2 separate regions of the Homo sapiens genome follow, and region 1 is linked to region 2. A link is a loop called in an ENCODE intact Hi-C map of the cell type or tissue named here. Cell type or tissue: stomach. All regions are shown on one strand. Each heading gives the region's core, and the rest is flanking DNA. Links, peaks and the distances in the headings are about the cores only.

What was found. A loop is a pair of places that touch in the nucleus more often than their neighbours do. Peaks named below come from ENCODE experiments on the same cell type or tissue, not always from the same donor. Only the 100,000 strongest peaks of a DNase experiment are listed, where the experiment ranks them.
Region 1: it touches region 2 in a loop (2.8-fold over the local background); 5 of 110 quality-filtered maps call a loop at or near these places.

Annotation. Positions count from the first base shown.
Region 1 is chr9:14,188,141-14,197,705 of GRCh38, forward strand. The region is part of intron 2 of NFIB (nuclear factor I B); the gene reads right to left. Among named protein-coding and RNA genes, the nearest start is that of NFIB, 120 kb to the right of the region's middle. In stomach, for the core only: no CTCF peak of the experiment used is centred there; a DNase peak (open chromatin) is centred at 5,711.
Region 2 is chr9:14,239,574-14,249,138 of GRCh38, forward strand. The region is part of intron 2 of NFIB (nuclear factor I B); the gene reads right to left. Among named protein-coding and RNA genes, the nearest start is that of NFIB, 70 kb to the right of the region's middle. In stomach, for the core only: no CTCF peak of the experiment used is centred there; no DNase peak of the experiment used is centred there; H3K27ac peaks cover 246 bases.

The DNA.
Region 1 (9,565 bases), core at 769-8,768, 51 kb before region 2:
GCTGACTTTCTACAGTGTGTTTTCAATTAAGTAAATAAAATGTGGTAATTAAATCAAGATTGCATAATATGTTTTTGATTTGTAATCTTATTTAAATTAATTAACTGACTCAATCCTTGCTTAGTTTTTAAACTGGTCGAGTTAGGGAAAGAGTCCCTGGGAGCAAATCCAGTTTTCTATCTTTAAAAACAAGGCAAAGCAATCTGGCATACTTAAAAATATACATTAAATGCACCAGCATAATATAAATACAGAGGCAAGGGTGCTAATGTAGAGGAGGGAAGAGTTTTATGGCACGATTTTGACTAAAAGAAATAGCTCTCGCACTAGAGAGAAATAAACTAAAACATTATTTATTCAAAACATTTCTTTTCGAATTTTATGAAGATTGCATATTTGTTGGAAGCAAAACATTTCCAGCTGTATTTTAAGTTTCTGAAGAGGGTTGTAAGATTTATAATCTTTCATAAATGCTGCCCATATCTTATAATATTAGATGAACACGCCACTGCGTACTTTGAGGAACAATTTGCCAACGCAGTTTGCCACATGAAAATAATAAAGTCCTTTCCAAAACCCAGCCAGATCCAGTAGGAAAAGATGAGATGAATGTTCTTTCTTTTCCATCTGGGAGACATTTTGGATTTCAGCTATACTATGTAATATACATTTTTTCCCCTTGGAAACCAAGAAACCTGCATTTTACAACAAGGTATGTAGTGCAAAGAAAATGCTGGTGAAATAAGAATCTGAAAATGAAAACCAGAATGTCATCAGACTCAAGAACATAATCATGAAGGCAAATCGAAAAATCAATGCAGAATTTCAACATAAAACAAATGCAATGTTTATGATCCTATTAGTCTTAAATTTTTCTCTTAAAAGGAAAGCATAGAAAAATAAGTGCTGTTTTACCTCCAAAGTCCTGAACAGCATTTATGTTACTACCTAGCACCATGACTTACATATCTGGTTTATCCTGGAGTCTTCACGCATTATTCTAAATCCCACACATACAACACTCCTGTGTACACATGGCCCCTCTGTGCTATGTCACTTCATGTATTTTCCCAACACTTAATATATCTAGGTTAAAATCAGACATAAGACTTTCTAATATTTCATTGGCAATCTTTCTTCTCAGGGAGCAGGACATGTTCTCTCCAAACTGCCTGGAGAGTCAGGACTCTGGGCTCTATCCGGCAACTGCCAAGCACTAGCACGCTGACTCTAAGCAAACCATTTCACGCACGAATCAGTTTTCATCTTGCCCAGTGGCAACTAGTTAATGAAAGGTAAGAGTTTAGTCTTAGTTGTTTTCAAAGGAATTAGAAATACTAGGAAAAAAATAATTTCACACAACAGTGAAATATGCACAAGTATTTTTGTGGAAAAAGGCTATGAGATATATATATTTAATGTTCTTTAAGGTTTAATTAGTACTCCTCCTCCCCCTCCTAAAAAAAAAAAAATCCCCACCTACTTGGTTGCACTGCCCCTTGCAAACGCTGACAACACAGGTAATTGAAGGGCTGGGTTAGAGTGCAACTCTTCTGCTACATTTTAAAACCCATGGGGTCAAGAAACATGTTAGTCTTATTCACTGCCCTAGCATATTCCTGGCACATACTAGATGCTCAATCAGTATGTGTTGAATGACTAACCACTGTTTTACAGAGAACAAGATGATGACTGGTAGCAGTTAAAACAGTTCATCTTCCTTAAATTACAAACAAACTGCCAGTAATACCAATCATAACTTTCAGTTTTTGATTATTATCTACACATATTCTAATTTTTAAGTTTCTACAACCTCTCTACAAATACAAATGTAGTGATTGACTCAATGACCAAAAAGTCATATTCTTATTTTTTCATTGCTCATTTTTTCATAGGCATATGTTCCTAAAAAATTTTTTAAATTGGATACAGATTTCTCTATCATGTTAGCTAAAAAGATACTTTGCCAAATCATTAAAATGTTTATGTTTATATCCTTATGTGAGCTTAGAGAGAAGAAACTGGATGGGTTTTTTATATCTTATGTTACTTACATGTGATTAATAACCAGTCCTTGTTTTATTATTAAATTATGGCTCTTAAGTCTGTGATACTATATTCATATAAAAATAAATGTATACATTTAAACTCAAGATGCATAGCAATTAACTGGATAACAGAGTAAGATGATGCATAGCCTACTTTCTACAAAGGTAAAGTAGATTTGTACGTGGGGTATTCATTACTGCTTCTGTTCATAAAATAACTTTATCAAAATATTAGAGGAAAAAAATCAGATAAGTCATCTGATGAACAGGAAGCTTGCTGATGTGGCAGATAATAGTATTAAATGTCCTAACAGTTCCTTGATAAGTGGTTCAAAGAACTTCTGTCCCCATGTTTTCAAGGCAAAAGTTAATATACCAGGAATAAAACTACTTGAATAATGCATCATTGAACCAACATTTTTGAAAAGGGATAAAATGAGGAAACAAATGAGGAGACAGTAATTTCCTCTTGCAAATTAAAACTGTGCAGGCAAAGAAAGGAACTCAATTATACTGATAAAATAAAAACAAAAAAATAGCTGACATGATTTTCCTTTTTGTAAAAAGAGAAGGTCAAGAATATTCTAATAAGTGAAATAATGGGTTTGAAAGAACTTTGAAAAGTTTACAAGCTCACAGAGACATGAAGATGGGGCATTTTATGGGGCAATATTCTTTCAAACAGTCACTTAAAGAGAACAGTTTAAAATACAGATAATCCTGGCCAGGCACGGTGGCATATGCCTTTAATCCCAACACTATGGGAGGCTGAGGTGGGTGGATAACCTGAGGTCAGGAGTTCAAGACCAGCCTGGCCAACATAATGAAATTCCATCTCTACTAAAAATACAATAATTAGCTGGGCGTAGTGGTGGGTGCCTGTAGTCCCAGCTACTTGGGAGGCTGAAGTGGGAGGATCACCTGAGGTCAGGAGTTCGAGACCAGCCTGGCCAACATGGTGAAACTCCACCTCTACTAAAAATACAATAATTAGCTGGGCATAGCGGTGGGTGCCTATAGTCCCAACTACTCGAGAGGCTAAGGTGGGAGGATCATCTGAGCCCTGGAGGTTGAGGCTGCAGTGAGCTGAGATTACATCACTGCACTCCAGCCTCGGTGACAGAGTGAGCCCCTATCTTGAAAAAAATAAACAAAAATAAAAAAAATACAGATAATTCTAACCAAGAATAATAAAGAATAACAGAAGCCCACCATGAAATCTACTACTCATCACTATGGTTATTTGGGAAATGGGAAAATAAATGATGACGGGCATGTTCACTTGCTATATCCATTTTAAAAAAGGGAACTGAGAGTATACTGGTGCAGAGCTATGTACCAGGTGCTCAAAATTCCTCCCATTTTGTCTTGTTACTCATTTTATCTTTAATAGAGATTCAAATCAATTCCTTATGATTCAAAAATGCCTAAGCCAAATCCAAAGAGTATGAAAAAATCAAGGTTCTGCATAATGTCCCATCCATATGCCTTAACCCTGAATGATATCAAACCTATGTAATCTTAGACATCAATGCCTTCCAGATGTGACAAAATTTTAACACAGACCAACTTCAAGCTTTTTACTGCAGACTCATCTCCCATGCTCATAAAGATTATTTTCATTGCACGTACCATTACATATGGCTAATGTTTAATTTTCCAAATTGATTATTATGCTGCCATTTCAAAACTGACATTGCCTTCCAATCCAATCAAAAAACAAACTATGCTGCATACTCAACCTCCAACAAACACATACACAAAAACAAGAAATCACATCATTATTTCCAAGTTCTAGATAGTGCTTGGTTACAAGACCAGTTGAACTTTTCCTTGTCCACTCTTGGTACCTCCAAAAGATGGAAAAGGGGAAGGAGGGATCATCCAATTCTTTGTCAGAGTTAATTGCCATAGGAATAATTTGAGCCTGTCACCTGTTGTTTTTGGTCTTAAAGATTGCTTCTAATCAGACAAGATCAAATTCTTCTTGACATTTAAAGCATGTTAAAATTCTAAAATTAACTAACAAGATTGTTCATGGATATTTTGCAAAACCATCTAACAGCAAGGCCATGACAGAAATGTATAAACTAAATTTTCAGATAGGATTTAAAAAATTAGTAACTCAACACCAGTAAGAAAAACTGGTGTGATAAAGCTTTGGATGATATTATGCAAACTTAATTCCCCTGCCCCAAACAATTGCTTTGAATCTTACCTAAATCTCATCCCTCCACCCACCCCCAAAATTAGAATTGCCCTGTAACGGTAACTTGTCCTCAGATCCATCCTGAACTCTGTTTCTGCAAACCACCTTTCCCAGCTCCATTAACTATTGACTTCAGGCTAGGTCCAACCAACAGGAGGCAATGGTAGGAGTTTGGGAATTTGGAGGGTGGGAAGAAAGGAGAAGGAGAGGTATTCCTTCCCTCCTCTGCTTTGACATTTGTCTCCAAACAGTGGTGAGTTTTCCTCTTGTGATTCTTGCTTCCACTGAACAAGTTCCTCCCTCTGTGATGCCCTCCCTTCAGGCAGCTCCAGCTCAATTTGTGTAGTAGATTCCTACTGATGCTAATGACTGGGTGACCTCACTGCCCATTCAGCTTTTCATCTATTCTAACATTACTGTAACTGGCCTTGCCCATGAAATTCCTCCTATTGGACTATCTGGTAGTTTATTTTACTCAAATCTGACAGATACATTTGTTTTTTTGAATTTGGCATATCTGTCACTCTAAAATACGTGTCAGGTAATAGAATTAAGCAGTATTAGACAAATATAATAACTTTTTTAAAAACCAATAGATTTCACGTGTTTGTTATGATTCTCATCTTTTAAAAAAAAGATGAGAAAGCACTGCCACCATTCAGTACTAAGTACAAAATTCTGTATCCCAAAGTTTTTTGTAATGCATACTGATACATAAAAATAATCAAGTTTTTAAAAAAGGCAACTAGATGCTCAATGCCATGTTCTAAATATATCTCTTCCAGGAGGTCTTCTGATAATCCTACCCATCCATCCAAGTTTACTTCTTCTTTTTATCATCTCCTAGTCTCTCTAACCAATTTTTAACAAGTTTTTTCTTGTGCATGTGTTTTTCCTTCACACATGACTGTATGCTCCTTGACTGGAACAATTATAAGTTTGATTATTTTTGTAAAATATGATACATTTACTTATATTTCATGCCACAAACAACTTCGAAATGCTTATCAATTGTCGGAATAACTAACAGTCTCATGGGGATAATCAAAAGGTTTTCTTAAATATGCACCACTATACATCAACGTAAGAATAATCCCTAACAGGAAAGAGAAATGACTTCAACATTACTCTGTTTCCTTTAGGAAATGGTTCATAAGTCCCCACTGGACATGAGGCATTTTACATAAGAAAAATTACAAAATAAGACAAAAGTATTTTTCCCATCAGAATAGTAACACTCTATAGTGTTTTGCTAAAACACTCTACGAACAGGAGAAAACAAAAATATTTATGTTCATACGCACAGGGATATATATGAACTCACAGTACCAAAACTTTAGAATCACATATGCAAACAGTACCAATATACTTAATGTTTTAAACTGTGCTAGATAACAGCCCGGCTAGAGGCAAGTGACATAACGGAAAAACATACAGCATCAATTCACATGTTGCCAACTTTTTTTGGATAGAACTAACAGGATGACACTGGTGATGGATGTGCACACTTAGCTGCCAGCATTGCACCCTATGCAATGTCCCTCTACATCCTCTCTCTCAATCATTTTGAACCCCCACCCCCAAGATTTATTTTATGTCTCTTTTTAAAACATTATTTTCCTAGTTGGTGACAGTCACCACCAAACATCATACAGAGATCATTTCAACTGAAAATACATGTTTATTATTTTTTAAGCCTGTGCCTGAAATGTATTTTAGTCAATCTATGCCACATAAGGCAAACTTCTAATGCACATTTATGAATTTAATTCAATAAATATTTACTGAAAAAAGAAAATGGGTTGGAGTCTAAATAGACATAAAGTGGCCATGAAGTAAGTCTAGCAATAACTTTCACTTTTTATGTTTTCCCACCACCCTTTACTTTCCCCAATGAGAAACTTATAGTGTGACAGGTAAGCTAAGAGACAATCTCCATAAATATGACAGCAGACATATTGCACAGACACTAAAAACCATAGGAATAATGCTGAGACCACAAGACAGAAATAGCCCTTGACTTTTTCTCGTAATGGCAGGTAGAATGGGTGGGACAGGGAGCCTAAAGCCAGATAGGAAAACGAATCCAACTTTTAACCAAATTTTTTATTACACACATACTATTTGAAACTTAAACTTTCATTCTAAGTTACAGTCAAAAAAGAAAAAAGACAATAAGAAGAAATAAAAATTATCCCAGTTCTTCCAATGTACTGTATATGTATATGCTATGATTTAAGAATTATGCCATAGGAATAGATAATTCAATTAAAGCCAAGATAAAACAAATGAGATACATTATACTAAGCAGATAGCAAATTATGATATAATTTGGCTGAGAAATAGGTTGAAACAGGCACTATCTTAGAAATGGGATGACAGCAAAGAACTAAGCTCCACCTTCAATGTATTTGAAGGTCTGTTTGGAGCCAATTTACACAAAATATCCACTTACCAATTTCACAGAAGATAGAACAAAATAACACTGAGATAACGTATTAGGAAATTATTTTTTAATATTGGAGGTGCACTCTACCACCTCAATCCAGCACACATTCTCTCTCTCTCTCTCTTTCACAAAAGAGAAAGAGATCCCGTAAGCTTCTCCACAATGTTCTATACCTGACCCTGGAAGGAAATCCTATTCTTCTAGGCTTGCTTAAGCCAATAAGGTCCCCAGAGAATGCTAACTGGGGTGGTTATGTGCCCAAGAATTGAACTGAAACCATTAATTTACTTCATAGGACCAATCAACTGGCAAAAGAAGTTAAAAAAAAACAAAAAACAAAAAACTTTTGGTAGAACTGACCTACAGAGAATTTAAACCGCCAGAGATGGCAAGGTTTGATGTTACAGCTTCCTTCATCCATCTGCAAAGCTCTGTCACTACCTAATAAATGCACAATGCTTCTCTCTCCTGTGGTGCTTTTAGGAAATAATGCTTGTCATTTTCCATCTTATTGACAAAATATTGTATTTTTTAGAAAACTCCATATCTAAGGAATACTTTAATGAAATAAAGATGGGTTAAAACATCAAGCTAATTTTGTGAGCACACGAAACAGAGAAATAATCTCAAAGAAAATGATAAATTCTAATTTTTATTTGAAAGTATAAAGCACATATGAGACGACTTTTATTGTGTTGCCACTTCATTCTTGTTTATTTAGGTTTCTTTATTCACTGTCGATATAAATGACTGCAGTGAAGCCAGGATTGCAGACCAAATCTGAATTTGGAAGTTTGGCTACAGCAATCTGGATCCCAAAGCCAAAGCTTCCTCCTCACATTAGACTCCCATTCAAAGCTATCACTGTGTTTTCAAAGTGACAACACTGTTCAACTTTCTTTTCACAGAGCAGGAATCTTTTATGGCATTAAGGGTATGTATGTCACACCATGAAAAACACAATGACATTGCAAACATAGACAAAGGAATCTAGTAAGGGCATTGGGAGGAAAAAGGGGGTGGGGTATTTAAGAAAATGTTTTTTAAACTTTTTTTTTTGCAAAAGAAAATGCATAATAATAAAATAATAACTGAAAGTTCCCTATTAATATCATCCAGCAATTATTAAAAATAGAATAAATTAGCTGATATGATCCAATCACCTGGTAGGGAACAGCATGTGTCTCCTTAGTCCATTGGCAGTGCTAATGGTGCTCCTAAATGAAGGATTTTTTTTTTCTATGTTCACGCTGGTTGAACTTAATTTTCCGTTCACCTGTTTACCTGGATTAGTTTTCAGCTTAACATTCATTAAGCATCAAGACATAACAAGAGGTGCAGTGATGATGAGATAAAAGTCTCAAGGCCATTACTCCTCCCATGAGGCACTCAGGGAGGATCTATAAGTGAAAGATAGCTTCACTCGCTTGGGTTAAAGTGAAAAAATATGAACCCACTCTAGAACTTTGAAAATCAAAGAGAGCTTTAAAAAGCCGTGTGTTTATGTTTTGCCTAATTTTTCACTTTTTCTCATTAGAAGGCAAGGTCTGACTAAATGTGGGTTATTTCTGATATCTCAGCTTCTAGTTTGCGGAAGGGGGTTCCTGTTTAAGGGAGGGAATGCTGCCACCCCCTACTCTCCCCAGCAGCAGCACACTGGACACCTGAGAAGCCAAAAGCGCTACACCAAAATATACCACCTTTAATCACAAATCAAACAACAGTAATTAGGAGCATCAAGTTAATTGTGTCTACTCCCCACAGAATGTGTCCTCCAAGGCTCCTTGAAATCAGGTTGAAAGATTAGTAGTAATTTTACTCCCAATTCTCTTATTCTAACTTAAAAAAAAAAAAAAAAACAGAGCCTAAGTTCATCACTCCTACCCTCAGAACTATGGAGTCTACAAGTAAAACCTTAAAAAGAAAAATCAGACTACTTAATTAAGTGTTTTCTTAGGCCGTTTATGTAATCAGAGTAACTTTGATCTTTGGCTTCTTAATCTGTTCAAAATTTGTTGTCAAATCGTATGGAATTCCTTTAAATCCAGAATTATAAATGTTATTTTCCATTTGTCTTTTATTAATGATTAAGACAACTTGGCAGTTTGAATCCAATCAATCAAGAATGTGCAAAATCCATTTCATATACATTGGTACAATTAGATACTGACAATAAGGCTCTTTCTTACCTTCCATTTGTACTAAATATGATAAAGATAGCAAGAATACCTTAGCTATTTTCGAGGCATTTTCATCTACATTACTTTGCAATCCCGAAATAGGTTGTGCTTTATTCTGACCCTTTACAATTACCAGAAAGGAATGCAGAGCTTGACAACTTGCAGAGTAATAGAAAAACCTTGATTTTTCATTGCATTTCCCCTTCTGACTTTCTTAGGATCTGAGGGACGACCCTTAACCTTTCTCAGTCTCACTCTCCTGTCTCAAACAAGCTATAATAAAACTTTATTCCAGTCCACTGGGGTATTAGAACAATGAATCTGATAGGATGTCCCTAACACACTGTACTGTGATCTCTATAGGGAAAGTTGCTATAAAAATAAAGACACTGTTGTTATTCTTCCAATTGAGTTATTTGCAAATGGATCTTCTTGATGGAGCCCAGCCCTCCGATATAGAAAAGAAAATTCTATCAGTCCTCTAGGGTACAATTGCCTTGTGGCAATTATACCCATAACCACATTTCCTTATTACTATTTATAAAAGACTGTGGAGTTCAAGGGGAGGCAAAAAGGGAGCTTAAGAAAAAATATGCTGTTTATTTTCAACAGAAGATGCTGAAGTTGCAAATTTGGAACTCAAGGCTATAGGTAAACTTTGACAGAACATGTGTTCCAA
Region 2 (9,565 bases), core at 790-8,789:
TTAAATAAGAATGAGAAAGGAATCTCTGTTCTAACTTAAAGATACATAAACATATAAATCCAAATATGAGCCAAATTATTTTATAATGATATCCATGTGATCAATGAGGCATAACCACAAGAACCTTACACGATTATAATGAGAGAAGCTTCGAAACAGGAAATTTCTATCTACAAAAAGTACAAATTATTTTCAGAATATTGGAGGAATCTGGGGTTTTCTACCCAGCAGAATAAATTATGAAAACAGTGAAAGATACCCTCCAGAGGGAGAGAGTGCAAGAGTTTATATGTTAAAGAGAACATTACATTTCACTTTTCCAATGTAGAAACAAACTGAAGAAAATTTAGAGGGGATGGTGAGGATGAAGAGAAATAAAATCATAAAAAGGAATGAGTAAAAAATGTAATAAAAGAAGAGGAATATGGTTTCCACTTATATTAGTTTTGTCCTTCCATTAAAAATTATACCTTAAAGTCCATTACTCTTGACTATATTGCCAATTTCTCAAATAATACACTGGTCAAGTTCCAAAATTTCATTAAATATATAAATTGCATACATAAAAGTTCCTGTGTAGCCTATGGAAACATTTTAAATTTTCTTCAGCAAAATTGGGCCTAAAGTTTGGAAAAATTCCTAGAGAGTGAAATTAATCTCTCTGTCCCCATCTCTCCCTCTCTCCCTCTCTCTTTCTCTCCCTCTCTCTCAATAGATAATATTACCCTACTATATATCCTGCCATATATCTTTATACTCCAATTTCCTACCTAGTCCCCTATTCAGACATGCATAATGCTTCCATTTTGAAGCATATGGCTGGGGAGCCAAAAGAATTTAAATTGCCTTCAAAATGTGCATCGCATTATAAATGGTGTGAAAAAAGATCTTACTATTCAGCTCTCAACTTGGAGCATAAAGCAAAGAAGAAGCAACACAAGACTGCTTCAAACTTTATCCAAAAACTCAACAGCTTCACTTGTTTATAGAGGTACAAAAAGTATGCGACACAGTTTATAAAACAAGAACGATGTACTGTATGCAAAAGTAAAGTTAAAAGCAAAGTATAGTAACAGCCCTATCTCGTTACAAACACTTGGCAGCATGTCTAAAGTACCATGGTCAAAAACATGATACCGTCTGCGTTGTACTTCTGCCAGAAAGCACTCCCTAAGTCCAAGTCTCTTTAGCCATCATCACCACCTCATTTGGCAAACTCTCCCAAGCCTCAGTTCATCTACTCAAAATTACTCCACAGAAAGCAGACAAACTCTCTAGCTTTGTAGGCTGCAAGTATCACAATGAAGTAGCATTGGCAAGTGACAGCGTAAGATGGAGCTCTGAGGTTAGAAAGCCAGGACCAACTAAACTGTATCCTCAAAGCTTATTTGCATATCAAGTTGAGCAGGGCTGTCTTCATTTTGGTAATTCAGGGTTTCTTCTCTACTCTCACAGTAATTCCAATGGGTCTTTCTGAATCAGCCGCAGCTGAGAAAGAAAGCACATGGCAAGAATACACTCAGGCACCGAATACCTTTTAGGCAAATGAGGGGCAAATGTATTCGGCAATTACCTGCCATTTAACCATTTCTGGCCAGGTCTTTTGAATAATTCCAGAACCTCAAAAACTGCCTCAATAGTTATGTATGCATAACGGACCAGGCCATTACCAAGGCTAAGTAAATACAAGAATATGCATCAAGGTTTAGGTAATAAGTAGATAAATAGACTATATCAGTATCAACATCCATATCTACCTGTGGCATTTATAACTAAAAAAACAGCAGTTCATAATACATAAGTATAAATGTGGCAGTGAAAAGATGACTGATAGGACAGAAGTAGCTGCATGAATTATTAATTTTCCTAGGGCACGTAAGAATTGGCTTCCAAATTTTTCTTTAATCGACTTTCTCCAAAGTAGCATATTACATAATTCAAAAAAAAACAGATATTGTCATCTTAAGTTTACAGCTTGCCATATTTCCTAGAAAATAAACAATAATTAACAACATATCTCATAGTTGTTCCCTCCCCACCTTTCTTCAAGAAACTTTACACTCTGAAATGTAGATACATAAGCTACTTTTGGATCAGGGCCCACAACCATATGCTTCCAAAGGAATAATATGTACAGGTTAGTCTGGTGTGTACCAGATGTTAAAAAAAAGCAAATTCAAAAACAGAAATATCAGTATTCAATGCAGAAATATATTTTAAATTAAATCCCATTCTTCCTCTCCTTATAGACACAGAATCAAAGAAAGCCAATTGTATGTCTAATTTTTTAACCTTTTTCCTGAACAAAAATCCCAATTTGACTCATGACTCTAGATTCTTTATATACATAAGATCACAAGACAAGAAATGGTCATTTATAAATTATCCTGTCTCAGAGTGAGCCTCCTACCATATGCTGATATTCAACCAGAAGAATTTGTTTGAAAAGGCAAAAAAAATTCCAGAAGTTAAGCCTATAAGGCAAACCAGCCAGCAAAAGGCGACAGAGTCCACATGTCTATCAGATATTTAATATGTTAAACCTCAATTACCAAAAGTTTTAAGATTCTCTGTAAACATAACTAGTGAGTCTTTATTTTTCAGATGATTCTGAATGCAAAATGAGCACATTATCTGCACATTGAAAGAATTTATGTGTTTTTTCCCACATATGGAAATATGCATGAGTATTAAAAAACAAATTACAAATATCCACTCTCTAGAAGTTTGAAAAGTCTAAAGTTTGGGCTGTATTTGCTTTTTCCATTGCAAACCTACAAGGATTCCTTCAGACTTACAAAAGTTATTGCAAGAAGTCCTGCAGGAAGAAACAGATTGGGGATTTAGATCACCCATGCCTAACTTTTTCAGGGCATCATGATCTCTCCCCTTGTTCTATACATCAGAGATGTCACTGAAGTGAAAGCCAAGTTTTACTTTAGAATTTAATAAAAATTGATTAAGCATCACAGAGCACAAACAAAGCTGCTCCATAAATCTTTCAGGCCTTTTTGTGCTAGGAAGAAAGCAAGCACTGTCTGCTGAAGCAGATGACAGATGCTGGCTTAAAGATAAGTATTATTTATACTTCTGTACCAGATTTCTTCTTATGCATATCTTATCATGCATGGGTATATGATCAACAAAGCAATTATTTTATATCAGTCAAAGACATTCAAATGTACCCTGGCTCCATAGGAATGCTTTAAAGAGTTCAGGTCTAGGGTTCAATTAAACCAAGATGGAGAGAAAAGAAAGTTTGGAAAGAAAAACAAATATTGAAATGGTTGTGATTTGAAATGTACTTTCACACACAGGCTAATGAATATATATGTACTGAAAATAACTTTGTTCTGAACATATGCCTATGCATTTTAAATAAATGATGCATGTTTGAAAGATAAGAGGGTTTACCAAATCTAAACACATCAAGATATATCTATATTAAACTGCATTTATTTGTACAGTATGTCGGTAAGGAAACAGCCCCCTGAAAGAAATCCAATAGTTATGTAAAGAGATAGCTGATTTAACCAAGTTTGAGAACATTTTAGTCATCAAGACTAGAGTTTAAAAATTTAAATGACATTCCTTCCCTCCCTCCTTAGAAAGACAGAATATATGAAAACCAATCACTTAATGAAAATTCCCAGAGGTTTCTTTATTGTTTTACTTCTAGCATATGAAGTGGAAAAAAGATAACTAATTATTTGAAAGAGAAGAAAAAGCAACTTATATTACCTTCTCAAAAAATATATAATATTCTGCATCATAAGGCATTTGAAGGTGGAGAAGCTGGCATGTGATTCCAAAACAAATCTGGATAAGTAAGAGAAATAAATCAGGTGGGCTGTCTTGACCATTTTCTTCTACCCCGATTCCTAAGTCCCTTGAGAATCTAGAAGAGGAGCAGGTTTGGGGGTGGAATTGTTTTGTTTTATTGTGTTTCATGAGGGAAGACAAACTGGAAATAAATGAGTTTTCAAGTCCAGCCAGAAAGTCAACCTATGGTTAGATTTACCTAATTGGGTATTTTTTAAAAAAAAAGTACAAAAACAAAAACCTGTGCTCATCCATTTTTTTATGGTATCTTATTGTATTTCATTTTTTTCTCAGCATTTTTCTTCGTAAAAGTTCGTCCTAAGAAATCCCAACCTCGTCTCAGATAGCCTAAAAGGCAGAAATGTTCATCCACTCAAAGACCAGGAAACCCTAAGCTGCATGACATCATGTGGGAGTAAAATGACTGAGTGAGCTCAAGCCAGGATCCTTGCTGCTGGAGGGTTTCCTGCACAAGGGCTAGCTGAAGCCACAGATATGGCTGCAACTGCATTAAAATGACATTGGTAGCAGAATTAAACTGTCTGGTTTCATGGAAATTACCGTATACTGTAGTTATCACGTGAGAATTAGCAATGCACTAAAATAGGACACACAAATCAGTACTATTATGTGGTAATACTAATCTATCATACGCAATAATTTTTCTTTCCTGAATTATATATGAAAACACATCCATAAGGGTGTAGCAATTATGAGCAAATATTTTCAAGAATGGCTATTGTGTATGTCTCTTTTAAGCATGCAACTCCACATAGAAGCACTAAACAAAGTAAGTGCTTAAAGATATTCAGGATTCTCTTTCCTATTTAAATAATCCTCTCTATTATATAAAAATTCAGTTTGTACAACATAAGCATAAGAAATTTGTAGAGGAAATGATAGGTCAGAATGGTTTTTAAATGACCTTATAGTAGAAAACAAAGTTAAAATATATACCATATACCAGTGCAGTCAGATATATTGGAGTCACTAATACATTCTGAATCTGCTGATTAAATGAGAGACATTCAAAATGAATGAAACTTACCCACATACTTTCTCATCCATGTAAGCAGGAAAGAATTACATTTCTTCTGAGCTAATGGGAATGAGTATAGTAAGCTTTACCGATAACTTTAATCTCCACAATCTCCATAGACAGATCCCCACCAAAAAATAAAATAACTGCTTAGTAACTTTGCAGCATATCAAAGTTCACAAACCATGCCCAGTTCCAATACTTATTAGCCGTTGGCCTTAGACAAATTACTGACCTCTCTGAATTTGAATTTGTATATCTATTTAAACAAAGATAATAGGCTCAAAGTTTGAAACAAATGGGATATGTAGAAAAAACATTGAGCAAAATGCCTGGAACACAATAAGTACTAAAAAAATAGTAAATACTATTATTGTTGTTCTTGCTACTGTTATTATTATTACACAGTACTTTCATGATAAAAGTCTCTGGCCATACATCAGCCTAGATTAGTGCAGCATGTGCCTAATTTCTCATCTCTGATTCCATGACATTGGGGTGTCCGGATTCTCCTCCTACTTATCTGACTTCTCACTATCATTCTCCTGTATTAACTCCAATTCTTCTAAAAGTCAGCATTCCCCTGGTTCTCTTTATCACCCTCTGCAACCTCAATCAAACTTTGGCTTCAAAGGTTTGGGATAACAACAGCTAAATTCAGACCTGTATTTTCATTTGCCTGTCAGACATCAACACTTGGGTCATGCCTACCCAACCTAGAAGAAAAAAACTGAACAACTCACCTCCAAACTCAGTGGTTCTTCCACTGCCTCTGTTAAGGAAACTAACATTTACCCAGGTGACGAAATTAGAAACATCACAGTCACACCCAACTCCTTCTCCCTACATCCATAATAATATGCCTCCTTCTTTCTATTCCTACCAGTACAAGCTTTCCTATGTCCTTCTTGCTGCTCTCCTGACTTTCACAGAAGTCTTAGCTTGGTTATGTTCAACAAACAAGAACACCTAAGATATGCCAAGCACCATATACTCTGAATGCAAACCAGGACAGAACAAAACAAAACAGAAAAAAAAAACCAACGGCAACAAAAAAAATGCAACCCTTTTGCTCTCAAGGTTCTTCAAGTAGTGGGAGAGATACGTAAACACATGATTATACTATAATGTCATACAAGCAATAATAAGTACACATGGCCGGGCTCAGTGGCTCACGACTGTAATCCCAGCACTTTGGGAGGCAAAGGCAGGTGGATTACTTGAGATCAGGAGTTCAAGACCAACCTGGCCAACATGGCAAAACCCCATTTCTACCAAAAATAGAAAAATCAGCAGGGCGTTGTAATGCACATCTGTAATCCCAGCTACTTGGGAGGCTGAGGCACGAGAATCGCTTGAACCCGGGAGGCAGACATTGCAGTGAGCCGAGATCGCACCACTGCACCCCAGCCTGGGTGACAGAGCGAGACTCTGTCTCGAAAAATGATAATAATAATAAGTACACATAAATTATAAAAGTGGGACAGAGGAGGGAGTGATTATTCCATCTAGACAGGTCAGAAATGAGTTTACTGTAAATATCCATCACTCTAGAGGAGTGTTTTGAAGAATGAACAGGAATGTGTGGTTGCACAAATGTGTGCAATGAACAGGAATGTGTGGTTTTCCTCTCTAATTCCTGAGAATTAGAGAGGAAAAGGCATTCTAGATATCAGGGACAGCGTGGGTTAGACTCTAAGCTCTCTAATCAACATGTTTACACTTAAAACTCGCCAGTCTAAAACCCAGACCTAATTTTAACACTTTCCCTTTTCCATAAGACCTTCAAGGGCTTTCCACTGCCTCTAGGATAAAATCCAATACCTTGCATTGGCAAGGCACTGGTATTCTAAACTCCGACCCATTAGATGGGAGGAAGCTCCCACTGCTCTCCACATCCCTTTGTCTTAGGTACAGGAAGTCACTACACCTTCATACAGGACTGTGCTCCAGCCAGCCACCAAAATGCCTCTCTGCCCTTCACCCTGCAAAATCCCATTTACCCTGGGATATCAAGTTTAATTTCACTCTGCTGAAGTCCTTCCTAATCAACCCTGCATTGTGTCCTCCTCTGAGCCTTCAGTCCCTTTGTTGATAGCTCTATTTCCACACATCTCATACATGGATTTGTAGAGTGAATGCCCATATGTTTGCCATATCATTTTTGAAGAGCTTTTGCTGTAAATGAGAACTTCAGTGAGTAATTTCCAATTACTTTCCCCCAAATTAACAGGCAAATATTAGGAAACATCCTATGCCAAACCCTCTTATTTGGTGCCACTGACAGTGCTAACAGGCTAGAGTGAAATATCAAGGTATATGTGTGGTTCACAGAAAACCACTAATATCACCCTGCTATTGACTGAACTGTGTCCCTGAAAATGCATATGCTGAAGACCCAATCCCCAGTGTAACTGCATTTGGAGACAGGGTCTTTATGGAAGTAATTAAGGTTAAATGAGGTCATAAAGTTGAAGGCCTGTTAAAACGGGTTTAGTATCCCTACAAAGAAGAGATGCCAATGTGCCTGATCTCTCTCTCTCTCTCTTGCTTTCTTTCACTATATCTCTCTCTCTCTCTGCTTTCTGAGACACAATAAGCAGGTGGCTGTCTGCAAACCACGAAGAGAGCCCTCACCAGAATCCAATGATGCTAATTCCCTGATCTCAGACTCCCAGCCTCCAGGACTGTGAGAAAAGAAATTTCTACCATTTAAGCCACCCAGTCTATGGTATTTTGTTATGACAACCCAAGCTGACTAGGACTTATACCATAGTCAAGAGAACTTGAACAGTCCACAATTAAGTGGTGAGACTGTCTCTGGTATGATGCACAATGTATTTAACTTTACAAACAGACTCATTAATCTCTCAAAAGCTTAACACTGTCACCATTTTACAGACAGATCCAGCTAATGGTTGGAGGCCTTCCATGCGCCATCCAATAATGCAGGGAGAGGCAGTGACCATGCCCAGAACAGGATTCTAAAGTCCTGCCTTTCAAATCCCTGACCTAGAAAAAAGGACTACTCCATTTCTCACAGGAAAATGTGCCAGTCATGGAGGCCTACATGGCACGTCTCTGCACTGCTCCAGGTCAGGAGGGCCATCTGACACTGCACAGGCACCACTGCAGGGCAAAAGGATGATCAAGCATCCAAAGGCCACCGCCACCACTGACTAGCTGAAAAACCATGAAAAAGTTATATAATTTCACTGGATATAAAATTAAAGCAAGATTTTAATACTTACCTTGTAGGGTCACTGTGAAGATCAGAAATAAAATACAGAAGTACATGGCCCACTGCTTGGCATACAGTCAAGACTCAGTAATTAGTGGGTACTCTGCATGCTTTGATGTCACCTCATTAACAGTTTCACTTCTACCTAAACTAAAAGCAGGAACAGGGTGTTCTTATTATTTTTTAAAATCTACAGTAGATATCTGCCCTGTTTGTTTAGGTGTTGTCTACACAGTATCTACTAATTTTTTCTTTTTTTCTTTTTTTTTTTTTTTGAGACAGGGTCTCTCCCTGTCACCCAGGCTGGAGTACAACGGCATAATCAAAGCTCACTGTAACTCTGAACTCCTGGACTCAAGCAATCCTCCTGCCTCAGTCTCCTGAGTAGCTGGGACTAAAGGCATGCACCACCATGCCCAGCTAACTTTTGAATTTTTTTGTAGAGATGGGGTCTCCCTATGTTGCCCAGGCTGGTCTTGAACTCCTGGCCTCAGCAATCCTCCCACCTCAGCTCTACTTCTTTCTTTCTTTCCTTCTTTCCTCCCTTCCTTCCATCCTAGCAATCCTCCCACCTAAACTGCCCTTCCTTCCTTCCCACCTAAACTGCCCTGCCCTCCCCTCTCCTCCACTCCCCTCCCCTCCCTTCCTTCCTTTCTTCCTTCCTTCCTTCCTGTAGCCTTGGTCTCCCAGGCTCAAGTGATCCTCCCACCTCAGCCTCCAGAGTAGCTGGGATTACAGGCATACACCACCATGTCGGACTAATCTTTTATTTTTTTGTGGGGATGGGATCTCACTATGTTGTCCAGGCTGGTCTCAAACTCTTGAACTCAAGCAGTCCTCCTGCCTTAGCCTCCCCAAATCCTGGGATTACAGGCATGAGCCACCACGCCCGGCCTCTATTACTTTTTGTTAGTAATAACAATAATTTTCCTCTGGGAAGCCACTCTTCCCCACTTTCTGAGATCATGTAGTTTGGGTGTCTCGTGATCCTCCTCTAGCTCCTCTCCAAGAACAGGCAGGAGACTTAAGCATAGCCAAAGAGAAGAAAGCACCAGTTCAGCAACAGGTTCAGGGGTAGTCCAAGGAGATCCAGCCCAGGAACGTCTGCAGGGACTAGTGAGGAAGGGAACATTTTCCTCCCCACTGGGTTTGCTTGGCTAATAGAATATAAGCCTTCACTGTGGAAAGAGACCCTCTTTGCCCGAGAAGTAAGGGAACAAAGAGAATGGCATAGGAAGAGAATCAGAGAAACATTCCCAGTTACATCATTTGAACACCTGAATCAAACTGTACCTGCAGATAAACTGGACTTTTAAATTACATCAGAGAATAATCTCCCTTTCTCACTTCAGTCTGTATAACTTCAGTTTCTTACACTTGCAATTAATATACAAACCAAATAGCAGCAAGAATTTGACACCTTTCAGTGACCAAAAGGACCACTGAAATAAGAACTTAGTGAT